Linked DNA regions of Homo sapiens: region 1 is linked to region 2. A link is a loop called in an ENCODE intact Hi-C map of the cell type or tissue named here. Cell type or tissue: CD4-positive, alpha-beta T cell. All regions are shown on one strand.

Region 1 (2,500 bases), 190 kb after region 2:
GGCAACAGAGCAAGACTCTGTTTCTAAAAAAAGTGGGGGCAGGAGGGACTTGATAATATCTCCTGCAAAGGCTTGCTGTGAAGATAAGAATAGTTAAAAGGTGTGAAGAACTTAGAAGAGTGCCTAGCACAGTAAGCACTCCATTAAGTGTTAAATGGTAATGGCTCCCAGCTGGACTGGCCCACACAGCATCTCCTAAACCTGTGTGCTCACCCTTCCTTTGTTATTACACCTTCCATCATTTGGCTTATACAGTGTGGAAACTCTTCTTCTCTTGGCTCCTCTATACAAATTCTGCCCACTGTCAAGGCTCGGGTCTGATTTCCCACTCAGCCAGTGGGAAATCTGAGTACTTCAGCTGCAAACTAGCTTTTCTGCCTCTGAACTTCTAGAATATTTACTAGATGTCCCTAAATCAAGTTGTTTTTTAAATTACTGAGTGTGGAGGGAAGCTCACAGGCTGGAAATTACTGGTGATGGAGCTGGAGGTCTTGCTCTTTCCTCTGGGTGCCCCTAAGTGGGTAATGTCTCAGAACCCCAGCTTCTTTCTCTGAAAAAGTTATTATCTTATTTATAAGGTTTCCTCAAAGACTGAATAAGAACATGTAAAGCTCCTATCATATAATCAGGCGTAAACATTAGTTCCCTTCCAGTGGGACTATAAACCTCCAAGGGTAGCTCACGTTTCTCCGTGCTCCAAGGACAGTAATATGCAGAGATTAAACAGACAGATAGGGGAATACAGACTGAATAAACGAAAACCTTTCCAAGTCTGATTTTATGACAATATTCTGAAAAGGGCTTTTCCATGCCTATTCTAAACAACTGACAGTGCTTCCATCATAAAATGCATTTTGACACACTTAATCTTCCAAGAACATACGTTGATTCTATGCCCTGATGAGAGAATATATTAGCTACTTAACCTTTATCTAACTCTTACATAATATTAAGATTTTTTTAAGATTCATTTTTACAAAACCCAGAAAGTCCACACACAACAAAAACAAAACAAAACAAAAAAAGGAACACAAAGTAATTGAAAAGACTTTTCATACCTAAAAAGGGAATTTTTAATCACAACCTTAGTCATAAACCTCAACAGGCAAGTCAGAAGCAGTGAAAGATAAAAGTGCCAACAAGAAAATCCGGTTGAAGTGCCACTCGGGTTCATGCAGTGGGTTACAGGGCGCACAAGACAAGCTGGCGGAAGTGGGTGCTGTACCTTTATCACAGCCGCCCCCACCTGACCACCTGTAGCAGCCTCAGAGGAAGCAGACAACCCCCACACACTTTCCAGCTGCATCTTTGCAGCCACAAAGTACGCACATACAATCAGCTAACGTATAAAAGTATATCAGAAGCATCAATGTGAAAAGGGAAAAAATCTTTAACTCGTGATGAGTAACCTGTGTTATTTAGATTCTGTCATTGAGACCTGATGCTAAGGGGAGACCCCTCTAAAGACACCCACACAACCCTGATAACTGGCAGCATAAGTGCATAATCTTTGCATCAAATACCTGGGGCACTGAAGAGGCTGAAGCAGCAAATCCTCTGGTAGAGGGTGAGGACCAAATGGGGGTACCTCAGAGGCTACAGTTCCTCCCCCTAGTGTTCAATGACAAATGGAAACATGTCACTGGGTCCAAACGCAGGGAGGACTAGTCTTTGCTTTGGCACCAGGCTAGACAAAGAAAAGACCCCTTGCCCCGTGACCCCACATTGTCCTACAAAGGAAAAGGCTGGATTTTGTTGATGAATGCAATTCACATGTTTGGAGCAGTGTCATTTGAAAGGACTGCTTCAGAAATTCATGCAAGTCACATAAGTGGAGAGAAAACAGGAAAAAATTAAGAATGGCTGTTTACAAGTCACTTCTAAAACTTTGCTTTGTTCTACTTGAACAATTTTTATCATCATTTAAAGCAGTTAAATTAAAATGCACCTGCACTGTAAATCGTGAGAGAACATACCTGCTCTTCAAATATGACTTGAAAATTATTTGGTTTCTCCCCTACCTCCCCCTACCTGGGATGCTCTCATTTTACATTTAATTTGGAAAATTAGAAGAAAAATGGAATAAGCTCAAATCCTAACCAAAATTTGTTTTTACTTTTAAAATACAACCATTTTAGAATTTTTAAATAAATGTAAAATATTTTATTATTTACTTAACTTTTACCTTCAGGGTTACATGTGCAGATTTGTGATATGGGTAACTTGCGTCATGGGGGTTTGTCGTACAGATTATTTTGTCATCCAGGTACTAAGCCTAGTACCTGATAGGTTTTTTTTTTTCTGCTCTTCCCCCTCCTCCCACTCTCCACTCTCCAGTAGGCCCCAGTGCCTGTTGTTCTGGATGGGCGTAGCGGCTCACGCCTGTAATCCCAGCACTTTGGGAGGCCAAGGCGGCCTGAACATCTGAGGTCAGAAGTTCGAGACCAGCCTGGCCAATATGGTGAAACCCAGTCTCTACAAAAAAATTAGCCAGGCATGG
Region 2 (2,500 bases):
AGAGACAAATTATTTCCCAATATACCACTTACCAGACAGATGCAAAGATGTGGGCAAACCAGTCATCAGAATTAACAGAGTGATTTTGCTTGCACTACATATTCTGATTTGTATGACTCTTATTTTTAGCCATGCACAAAGGGCAATAAATGGAAAATCTTATTCTAACCGCTACTTTTTCTGGGCCACCCACACTGCCCCACCTACCACACAACTTCAAAATGTAAAAAAACCCAGACCAGGGTTTGTCCTAACAAGGGATGCAAAGTGGCTAAAATGTGTGACATTTTTTCCAGTTAGTGTTTGTACTTTCATTTTTTTTTTTTTTCTGTCTCAGGACTTTCAGGGAAAACAATGTTGACTTACCAATGGGCATTTTCAAAGACTCTAAGTTGGTATGTCAGTCAGTGTACAGACAACGTGATCCGCAAGGCACGGGCACCACCCTGCCGTGAACCACATCTCAGCCAATCTTCCGCAAAGAAATGTACCCAAAAACTTTTCTGTAAATTCAGGAAGGTGATCCACACCTTCCACATTTTGTTTTGAAACAATGATGGTATTTTAAAAGTTCTTCAAATTAACAAAAGTGATATCAGAAATATAAACATTTCTAAAACAGAGCGGGCTGTGAGGAGTGATTTTGCCAAACTTAAGTCAGTAGCACTTGACTTATATCTGCTTTTAGTCTGCGGTGGCACCACGCTTACCAAGGCACAGTATCCCCTTGCTATCCCTTTCCTTCTGTGCATTTTTTCTTTCTGTATGCCTTAACCACACTTCTCCACCTGATAACCTGAAGCTTATCAAGCATTAATTCACACATGGTTATCACTGTGGATTGAAGCATCTGATATTTAGAGATAACCATCTTGACGGCAAATAATAAAAACAAAATTGATGAAGAGGATATTTGCCAGGGGCACAGAGAAGATAGAGATGAGAGTCTATTTTTGATTACTATCTTTCCAGACTTTTAATAAAAAGTTATTACAGTCCCAGGATACCAATTAAAATGCTTGTTCCTCTGAGCCCTCTGCAAACCACAACAGCAAACATATGCAGGTAACAATTAATATTTAAAAGTCTAGTTCAACAAAATCATCAGAATCATTAGGAAACAAAAGGCGTCAACCCTGAGAAAGGCATCTTTACCTGTGTGCCTGCTCATTATCCAGAAACTAGAGGAAATGTTCTTTCATCGTCTGGTAGTTAGCACATGCCCTGCAGAGCTAACACCGTCTTCATGCGCGGTACTCGAGCAGCTCTGATGAGATGTCTCAGAAAATCTTTTTTGGGTGATAGTCCACTATCGCCAGAACTTCTGACTTGTGTTGTAAAAACACAGGCAATTAAGTATTACACAAAGTGGGTCATACGCCACTGAGACAACCACACCGCCCCCAAATCAGACTCCAAATGACTGTGCTGTGACAAGGTAGGAGGGGTCTGAACGCAGCGAAAGCAAAACTTTTATGTGGTGAGGAGCATTTTAGTTTTCACTGGTTTAGGTTAGAGAAAGTTAATCTCAATGTCAACTACAAAGCCAACAAACTTTTAGTGTGTTCTTGAATTTATATGACAAATGCTGGCTGTTCATCTAATGGGAAATTCAGATCCAATGTCATAAACAGTCTGAGGGACAGTCTCAGGCTTAAATGACATGCCCATCACTAAACAAGTGAGCACTGTGACTCAGTGAAGGAAGGCGGCCAAATCGAAACTAAAGATAAAGAACCAAATTCTCATTATCCACATTAGCATCTCCTTCTCCAAAGGAGGATCAAAGTACTGTATACCACTTCCCCACACCCGTAACCAACCAGGGCATTCAACACAATCGCAGATGCTACCCAAACACCCTTCAATTGCTGTAGGAAAAAGGTCAAATGTAGTTACCTGAATTGAGCACATTCATTCATCTGTCACTGAAGAGCCACAGAAATATTAATCCAATATACACTGAGTTCCTATTACATACAAGGACACAGAGGACATGAAGGGATGCTCTCAAAGTCACTGCTTTCAAGGAACTTAAGAATCCTTTACACGGGATGATAAAACCTAGATATAACCAATGTCAAAGACAGACTTTTTCTTTTTTTTTTAAACAAACAAAATCCCTTCTAGCAGCTAGCTGCTTACTAAATACTTCCTATTCTACGGACATAAAGTTTGTGGATTACAATTCTACATTTCTCAGATGAATCTTCTAACAATTCCTTAAATTTTACCTTGGTTTTCTTTCAGTGCTCAAAGCCCTTCCTAACCTTGGCCAAGTGTTAGGATTCATCCTAACCTGAAGGCCTAGTACTCTCCAAAGGGAAGCACAGAGATACCAGCACAACTCAAGGAGCTATAAAATCACACCACAGCAATCGGAAGAGATGCATCTTTAAAGGGGGATAAAGGATGCAAAGTTAAAGGAAAACTCTGTTCACAGCACAAGAAGGCATATATTTGAATGAAATTTTGTTACCAAAATTATAAAATCAGAATT

What was found. Peaks named below come from ENCODE experiments on the same cell type or tissue, not always from the same donor. Only the 100,000 strongest peaks of a DNase experiment are listed, where the experiment ranks them.
Region 1: a loop joins it to region 2, with 4 times the contacts of the local background. A loop is called at or near these places in 17 of 110 quality-filtered maps.

What each region holds. Positions count from the first base shown.
Region 1 is chr6:90,273,334-90,275,833 of GRCh38, forward strand. All of the region lies in intron 1 of BACH2 (BACH transcriptional regulator 2), which reads right to left. Among named protein-coding and RNA genes, the nearest start is that of BACH2, 22 kb to the right of the region's middle. In CD4-positive, alpha-beta T cell, a CTCF peak has its summit at 1,539; a DNase peak (open chromatin) is centred at 1,238; H3K4me3 peaks cover 984 bases; H3K27ac peaks cover 2,008 bases.
Region 2 is chr6:90,079,602-90,082,101 of GRCh38, forward strand. All of the region lies in intron 5 of BACH2 (BACH transcriptional regulator 2), which reads right to left. Among named protein-coding and RNA genes, the nearest start is that of GJA10, 190 kb to the left of the region's middle. In CD4-positive, alpha-beta T cell, no CTCF peak of the experiment used is centred here; DNase peaks (open chromatin) are centred at 450, 1,420 and 1,760; H3K4me3 peaks cover 2,144 bases; H3K27ac peaks cover 2,229 bases.